Regions from separate parts of the Mus musculus genome. Here region 1 is linked to region 2. Evidence: chromatin contacts called from ENCODE Hi-C or POLR2A ChIA-PET data. All regions are on one chromosome and are shown on one strand. Each heading gives the region's core, a stretch centred on a gene start or an enhancer-like site at or near the end of the contact. The rest is flanking DNA. Distances are from core to core; before and after follow the strand shown.

Evidence for each region. A loop is a pair of places that touch in the nucleus more often than their neighbours do. ChIA-PET counts read pairs that join two places held with the same protein, here RNA polymerase II (POLR2A).
Region 1: a loop to region 2 is called in a map of heart, with 3 times the contacts of the local background. The contact joins the promoter of Mtln here to the promoter of Mrps5 in region 2. A Hi-C loop is called at or near these places in 1 of 37 maps with a recorded cell type or tissue (heart). POLR2A ChIA-PET finds 5 or more read pairs at or near these places in 2 of 5 experiments (both embryonic stem cell).

Annotation. Positions count from the first base shown.
Region 1 is chr2:127,789,401-127,793,913 of GRCm38, forward strand. Mtln (mitoregulin) reads right to left here and starts at 3,088. Exons shown (of 2, transcript NM_001384135.1): 1 at 2,734-3,088; 2 at 1,982-2,432. The coding sequence starts at 3,067. The coding sequence ends at 2,897.
Region 2 is chr2:127,585,882-127,590,425 of GRCm38, forward strand. It overlaps Mrps5 (mitochondrial ribosomal protein S5), which reads left to right and starts at 1,545. Exons shown (of 12, transcript NM_029963.2): 1 at 1,545-1,604. The coding sequence starts at 1,547. It also overlaps a transcript of Zfp661 not described here.

The DNA.
Region 1 (4,513 bases), core at 1,838-4,337, 210 kb after region 2:
GTGTCTCTCGAAAATTTTCATGTGGTAAATCCTCAATTCTTTGGGGGTGCTGATTCTGCCATGTGGGACAAGCCTGCGGGCAAATAGATTTCTCAAGAGCCCCAGTTTTCTTTTCACTCTCAGGAGACAGCCCTCTAAATCCAATACCCAAACTCGACAGCAACCTTGGATTTAAGAATGGTGATGGTCCAAGCTCACCACTGGATAGAGCTGGTATACTATTGCCAAGGTATCTATTATTGTGACTCCTGACTCCCAATTTCAATGGGCAAAGTACCGTGTCCATGGAAGACTTTTCTGGTGGGGGGATGGGGGGGGAGGAGAGTATTTGGTTTCGGACGGGGAAACCAGGGACCACGAAACCCCTGCCTTGTTCTCCAAGAACACTGGTCACTGAACTTACTTCAGGGAAACCTGGGAAGGAACTGAAGTGCGTATTTTACATATCAAAGCAGACCGGGTCTCCAGATTCTTCCAGCATCCCTCAGCCCTTATCGAACATACCCTGACCCTTAAACTTTACAGCCCAGGTGCTGGTCTGACCTTCCCCCCTGAGGCTCTTCCCTAAGTAATCCAGAGGTTTTGGTCTCTCCCTCTACCGGCAACCTTTCTCTTTCTCTTTCCCCTCCCCAACTTCTCTCTTCCTACTGTCATTTCTCTGGCCTTGGTCCTTTGGGTCATTGAACTCACTAATCTGGCTTGAATTGGCTCATTTCACCGGTGGAGAAATAACTTATCAGAGGGAACTTCATATAGTTAAGTAGGAGGGTAGAAGGAAAAGAAATGTCCAGGGGAATGGTCCACTACAAAGCTAGGGACACACAGGACATACAAACAGGTAGTAGTAGTAGAGAGCAAGGGCATAGGGCACCTACATGTTTAGAGCAGGATGCTAGAAGTGACTTAGAAAAGGATGAACATAGCCGGATGCTGCACTTAAGCAATGAGACGAGGGCTGCTGACATGGCTCCGTTTTTAAGATTATTGACTGCTCTTGCTCAGGACCTAGGTCCAGTTCCCAGGAACCAGCTTGTAATTGCCTTATAACTCCAGTTCTAGGGGATGTGACACTTTTCTCTGGCCTCTGCAAGTACCAAGTAGGCATCTATGTGGTACACAGACATGCATGCAGACAAAACACAAAACATTCAAACTCATAAAAAAAAATCATAAAACAAACGAAAACCTAAAACAGCACAAATACCTGGTCTTCCAGGAACAGCCCAGAGGCGGAGCTAGTCCAGCCACAAGTCAATTTAACCCCAAGTTTTCAGTTTAGGACAAAATGTACTTCAAAAAACCTATCCCAACTAAGCCTCAATAAATGATGTTGACAACAGAGCTGACCCTGCTCTGGGGCTGGAGATGGATCACCTGGGAAAATGCCTACTGCACATGCATGAAGATCTGGCTTAAACACCCAGCACCCATGTAAAAACCTGGGGTGGAATGGGGCAATCTGTAACAGTAGTTACAGGACCAAGACTTTGGATTCTCAGAACCCACAGTGGAAGTAGCAGTCTCCAGGACAAACTTCCAGTCTACACCTACATACACATCACACATGCACTCACACACACGTGGACATATATTCAGTACACACACTACACATACAAGAGAAGAAGAAAAGGTGAAGAACAGTCCAGGAAGGCACTGATGCTGACCTCTGGTCCCCACACAACTGCCCACCGCCACCACCCACAGGCAGATAAGAACCCTATTCTACCTCAAAGATCTTCACCTAGTTCTCAGTGAGGAATGCTGACTAGAAAGCTTCAGCCAACTAAAGCCCAGACAGGATGGCTCTCTGAAAACTGGCGTTTCAGCCCTTGCTGGATTCATAGAATAAGATCTAAGTCACATATAAGGCTCAATAATCCTAGGAAAATGGGCCATGGTGTTTCCCTGGAGAACAAACTGATTTTCTTAAAAATGTAGACAATGCGTCAGAAATACATCTTATAAATAACCAAGGCTTTGGTCACTTGATAGGACTGGCATTTATCTTTAAGCTTACTCAACAGTTTCTCTTTCACATATATATTCCGTTATATCACATGCATTATTTTTTTTAATTTTAGTTTTTTTACTCTCTACATTCTTCAAAGTGCAAATATCTTGCATTTGTAATGCTTAATTCAGGCATTTGACACAGCTCCTAGGTTTTCTGAATATGTCTAGAAAAATGACTCATAATGGTCCGTTGATCAGATCTGCCTCCAGGCTGTACCAAGGTGAGATTCCATCAGAAAGTCTCTGCTTTCAGGCTCCAAATCTCTTACTGCAGCAAACTGAATGGTAGGCAAAAATACTGCTTTCTTTTGTGAGGAGGAAAAAGATTCAAAGATGTTTAATTTTTTATTTTAAAAATAGATTCATAAAGTGCAAGAAATTATTTCTCTCCAGTGCTTTTTATTTTCATCTTCGACAAGCTGTTGAAAAACAGTAAGAAAAAAAAATCAGTAACACAGTAGTATCTTTAACTTCAAATTTCTGTACTGTGATCGCAAACCATGAACTAAGAGAAGAAAACTATAGGACTGAAGAATAACTATGATGAAACGCAAAGCTCCTGCCATCCACGTTAAAAAGCCACTGTGGACCCTATGAATGTGGAGGCTGGGCGTGAAATGACTCCCTCCCCCATTTCGAAGTTAAATGTTAAGGTGTAACTGCATCGCACGTGGTAAAACATTCCCATTAAATACCCTCAGCAAACTGAGCTGTTAATACCTGAAAGTAAGTTGTTAGAGAAGACAAAACTATTTTCTTTCTGAAGCAAGCCATGTTCTTGCAAGCCGTGCAAGGACGACTCCTGGGTCGCGCGGCTCCCACGATCCGGGCTGCGTTGGGCTTAGGGAGTGAGAACCCGGCGGACTCGGGCTGCAGCGCGTGCTCAGGCCAGGTCCAGCTTTTTCTGAGTCGTTGCCAGCTTGTCCTGCAGCCTCCGCTTCCTCCAGTCTAGGTAACGCCTCCGCAGCCGATTCGCTTGCCAGCCCAGGACCACTCCAGAGGCGAAAGCCACTAGCACGGACACCTGCAGCGTCCTCTCAGACACGTCCGCCATTGCAACCACTCAGCACAAAGTAGAGTGAGCTACGGATTGGCGCAAGGATCAGATGCCACAGCGCTCGCTTGAGGCCCGCTCTGAGTCTGCGCGAGGAAAGGACAGGAAAGGAAGCAGAGTTCCCTGACTCTTAGATCAGGAGTCTTAACTGTGATGTGAGATGGTCTTGGTTTCTGATGGGCTCCGCGTTTCTTCTACATTTCTTGTTTGACATTAGTCAGATATTCACTTGCATCATACCCGAAGTGTTATCTACTATTGTTCGTTTTTGTTTTGTTTTGTTTCTTTCTTTTTGGTTTTTCGAGACAGGGTTTCTCTGTATAGCCCTGGCTGTCCTGGAACTCACTTTGTAGACCAGGCTGGCCTCGAACTCAGAAATCCGCCTGCCTCTGCCTCCCAAGTGCTGGAACGCCTGCGCCACCACGCCCGGCTTTGTTCGTTTTTCTTATCTAAGCTTTCTGGTAACTCGATTTTAAAATAAACAAATAGAGAAAAAAACTTAATAACACTTAAAAAGAACAAATTTAGATGAAATGGTCTTTAATACGTTTTCTCTTACCCCAGTATACAGGGTATTTTAATATATAATCTTCCAAGTTACTAGTGTCAATGCAATAGCCACAGCTCTCATCAATGGAATAAAAAGTGGACATTGTCAGACCAATGACCTTTAAGTACTTAAAAAAGAGAAGCAGCAGCGGTCGCCATCTTGGTCTGAGACCCGCCGAACTTAGGAAATTAGTCTGAACAGGTGAGAGGGTGCGCCAGAGAACCTGACAGCTTCTAGAACAGGCGGAAGCACAGAGGCGCTGAGGCAGCACCCTGTGTGGGCCGGGGACAGCCGGCCACCTTCCGGACCGGAGGACAGGTGCCCACCCGGCTGGGGAGGCGACCTAAGCCACAGCAGCAGCGGTCGCCATCTTGGTCCGGGACCCGCCGAACTTAGGAAATTAGTCTGAACAGGTGAGAGGGTGCGCCAGAGAACCTGACAGCTTCTAGAACAGGCGGAAGCACAGAGGCGCTGAGGCAGCACCCTTTGTGGGCCGGGGACAGCCGGCCACCGTCCGGACCGGAGGACAGGTGCCCGCCCGGCTGGGGAGGCGGCCTAAGCCACAGCAGCAGCGGTCGCCATCTTGGTCCGGGACCCGCCGAACTTAGGAAATTAGTCTGAACAGGTGAGAGGGTGCGCCAGAGAACCTGACAGCCTCTGGAACAGGCAGAAGCACAGAGGGGCTGAGGCAGCACCCTGTGTGGGCCGGGGACAGCCAGCCACCTTCCGGACCGGAGGACAGGTGCCCGCCCGGCTGGGGAGGCGACCTAAGCCACAGCAGCAGCGGTCGCCATCTTGGTCCGGGACCCGCCGAACTTAGGAAATTAGTCTGAACAGGTGAGAGGGTGCGCCAGAGAACCTGACAGCTTCTGGAACAGGCGGAAGCACAGAGGCGC
Region 2 (4,544 bases), core at 295-2,794:
TTTTTCTTAAATAGAACCTAGAATTGGTAAAGAAGTAAATTTTTCTACTGAGTAAATACCTACCTTCTGGATGTTACATGTTCATGCTGCTTTCTGGAAGGAAAGTGATTTGCTGAACTCCAAGAGCAGTCCCATCAAATATTGACCACAGGTTTTGTCTCTCGTGCATGGCATCCAGAAACTCTCCAGTGTTGCTATGTCGGCTACAGGGGGCACTAAATGGGTGGCTTGTCAGTAGAGGGAATAAATCATATCACTAGGCTGCCAAGGTCTCAGCACTGCTGTCTAATTTTTGTTGATCCCTTTCGCCTCTGTCAGTCTCATGGATCTCTTGTAAGCCTCGGTCTGCCCCTAAGGCAGTGAAAAGGGCAGCTGTGAAAGGGTTCTTCTGCAATTCTGAAGGATGGCTGCATACAGAAATCCTCAACTATGTTCCCAGAGAGCTTGTAAAAGAGCCCTGTGATACTTTGGTTGGACAAGGTCAGGAGAAACATACAATCACCTCTTCTCAGGAAAATGATTCTTCCAGTCTGCTCCTGAGTTTCTTGGGGGCTGCATGGTATGTGCTCAGACATGGTCACGAACCTGTGACAGATTTGGAGGACATAGTTTACCAAGTCTTGCCACGTCTTCAGCTGCCTATAGGTCTTCATGGATATCCTTACTGAATGAACTAAAGCCTCCCCAGCCTGTGCTGCAAAGACTTACAAAGTAGCCAAGGCACTCTCACAAGCAATTCTGAACTTGCTCAGAGACTGCAGGTGTTTCGAATCATGACCAAGACATTAGGTAGCAAATGTGGCTTGCCCAACAACCACTGCCCTCAGGAAAGGTAGAAGCCTTAAATGATAATCCCAAGAAGCTAATGAAGAAAGCCCCTGTGTTACTTTCTATTGCCGTGACAAAACACCATGACCAGGGCAACACAGAAACAGTTTATTGCAGGCTTAAAGTTTCAGGGGAGGAGTCCAGAACCATCATATGTGACTCATTTGGGCAAGCATGGATAGTGTAAAGCCATGAGCAGGTGGGGTAAAACCCGTGGCCTCGGGCTGGAACATGACTGTGTGTGAACAACCTGTACCATGAATACACAACAAAGGCAACATATGTTTAATAAACTTTGGGCCTTTACGGACTTCCCACACTTTGTCTCATTCACCCCCGGGCTCCTTCCCGATGTTCCCAGACTCTTTCCCGGTTCCGCAGAACTGACTTTGCCAGGTCAAGCCTGCTACTGGTGAGATGTGATCCATTAGGCTACTATCAGAGAAAAGAGCCCAGAGCTAGCCCCGCCCTCGCCCCGCCCCTGCCCGGGGTCCTAGCGCGAGGACCCCTGAGCAGCTGTCCGAGGCTGAGCCTGACTCAGTTTCCTCTGTGGTCCACGAGGGCAGTTTTCCGTGTGCGCTGAATGGTGGCCCTCGAGCCTCAGCACACCTCTCTGCGCTGACGACGAACTTGTGACAAGGCGCGGTCGCAGCTCGTTGCTGCAGGCGGTGAGGAAGGCGGTTCCAGAGACAGGCGGAGTCGCTGCTCCGGCTCCAGCATGGCGGCGGCCGTACGCGCTGCAGGCTGTCTCCCTGCATTGTGTAGCTTGCAGGCAGGTGAGCCCTGGGACCCGGACCGAAAGCGCGCGCGAGCAGGGGTCTTTCCCTCGGGTCTGTCGAGTCTAGGCTCCAGGAACGCGAGAAGTCGCCGAGTCCTTGATCTCAGTCTCCCATTCGGGTCCGGCCGGCTGTGTGACCTTGCGCGCCTTCTGTCCCTCTCTGGTCGCGCCGTTTGAGAGTATAAGGAGTGAACTGGGCAGTGTGCTTTCGGCCAGGGAGACCGTTCAGGCCCACTCTGTGAGGAGGAGCGAATGTAGCAAGCATAGTCTGTGGTTCATAGGGTGATGTCAATCCCTGTCTCGAGTCAGAGTGCCGCCAGCAAAAAGTCTAACAGACTCTTACTGAGTCTGTTAGATTAACTAGCTGTCATTTTAGCGTCTGGGCCGATCCGTTTGCCAGAATATACTTTTGCTGTCACCGTCTTCCTGCCGCCCTTTTCAGTTGTGTGCCGATCTCTAGCATGGCGTTGGCTTGTAGGAATAGCTTCGCGCTGGACATTGTGCTCAAGGTCCTGGTCCAGAAAGTTCATTTTGTTGCAATATTTAACCTGAAATCACTTGATAGGGTATGTGACTTGAGCCTTCGTTTGTTTTGCCGGCGTTGAAACCATCTCATTAAGGCCTCTGTCCATAGTAAGTTGTAACATTCACTAGCGCTCGCAGGTGATCTATCTAAAGTGTACACTTCAAAGGTTTTGTTTTAGTGTTTTTGTAGACGGTGCATTTATCATCACAGTCAGTTTGAGAACATTTTCATCACTCCAAAAGAAAAAACAACTGTACCTTTTAACTGTTGCCCCCACCCCTCGCCATCTCTCACTAGCCGTCAACACTGGGAGACTACTGATCTATTTCCCATCTGTCCATAGCTTGTCTGTTCTGGGCATCTGGTTTCTACGATTGGCATCTGCCAATAATGCTGTGTTGTCAGGATTTGTCCCTGCTGTGACATACCAGTCCCATGTTGCTTGTGAGCCAATAATACTCTTGTGTCCATTACACCACATTTTGTTTATCCACTCATTGGCGGATGAACGTTTGAGCCGTTTCCATCTTTTGGCTGTTAGGACTGATGTTAAAACATTTGGATGCTGTGCTTCTGTCTGTGCACATGTCCGTCCTCTTGTGGGTATTTCCTGGGTGGAATTGCTGGTTGAAGTGACACCTCAGTGTTTAACTAAGGAACTAACTACCAAGTAGCTGTACCATTTTACAGCTCCACCGGCACTGTGTAGGGGCTTCAGTTTCTCTTTGCCAGCACTTGTTATTGTCTGTCCTGTTCAGAGAACCAAGCTGTGACGATATACTAATTTTGTGGCTTTGATTTCTAATGGGCTCGTTTCCATGCGCTTAATAGCCATGTGTGTATGTTCTTGAAGCAATATCTGTTCAAATCTTTTGTCTGTGTGCGCCTGTAACTTGATTGTGTGGTTCTTGACCATGAATTTCCTAGATTAGAGGGAAACACTTGATCTAACCGTGTGCATGCTAGGCACATGCTCTACAACTGAGCTGCACGCTCGAGTGTTAGAAGGCTTGGATCCTGTCGGTAGAGCCATGGGTTATGGATGCTTAGGAGCCGGAGCCATGCTGGAGGTAGTGAGTCTGTGGAGGTGGGCTAGGGAGCTTCATCACCTGCCTTCCACGCCTGATCACCTGCTTCCGGGGTGTGGATGTGGTTTTCTGCCGCCATGTCTTCACTGCTTGCTGCCATGACTTCTCTTCCATGGTGGTCTGAATCTCTCTGGGACTGTGAGCCCCAATAAACCCTTTCTCCCTTAAGTTCCTTATGCCTGGATATGTTATCACAGAAACAAGAAGTAAATTTTTGTTTTTTGAGACATATCTCAACAGCTTGCCCAGGCTGCTGTTGCAATCACTCTCTAGCCCGGTGCTGGGTTTGAACTTCCCATCCTCCTGTTCCAGTCTCTCTCATAGCAGGGTCTGTGAGCCTGTACTAACAGGTTACTTCCTGTTCATTGTCACTTGGGTTGACTTTTTATTCTTGATTTGGAAGACTTCGTTGCATTTTCTAGAAATAAGTCTCTTGTCAGATATATAATCTGCAAGAAAAAAAAGTATTTTTGGAGACAGGCTCTCATTGTGTAGTCTTGGCTATCTTGAAACTCACTATGTAGAGCGGGTTGGCTTCGAATTCACAGAGGTCAGCCTGTCTCTGCTTCCAGGCTAGGATAAAAGGCATGTGCACTGTGCATAAACTTTTTTTTTTTAAAGAGTTTTGCATGTTAACTTTTAAGACCCCCTCCCCTGCCAAGGTTCTCACTATGAATGTAGTCTAGCCTCAAACGCACAGTGATTCTTCTGCCTCAGCTTCTCAAATGCTGGGATATACTAGTATACCTGACATTAATAGTGTTCCTTGAAACACAGGTTTTTGTTTTTGAGCATCCAGGGCCTAGTGCACATCAGGCAAGAGCTGTGCCGCCAAGCTGTTTCTAGCATTGAACACATTGGTTTGAAATTTTGATGGTCTCATTCATCTGTTTTCCCCCTCTCCCTTTTGGTAGCATGTGCTTTTGGTGTTGTATCTAAGAAACCACTGCCAAGTCCAAGGTTGTGATTGTTTACGAGTTTTATAGACCTTTGGCCTCTGTCTGGTTTAGTTTTTGATGATCAGAGGCAGACCTGCACTTCCTCCATCTGGATTTTACTGCCCCGCTGTCTCCATACATGAGTTTTCTCAGCTCTGCTGTCAGAGTCGGTGCTAGAACGCCACGCTGAGTGAGGGCTGGTGGGTGCCAGAGGGAGCAGGAGTGGGGATCTGGGGGGCTTCCCCGGAGCTGTTGTTGAAAGAGGCTCCGCCCTTCCCAACACCACGCATGCGCACGCTCTACTCACCTATGCTAGGGAACCTCCAGAGAGCAGCGTGATGATTCCCCCGAAGTCTGCCTTGGTGAATCCATGAGTTTTGTTGGGT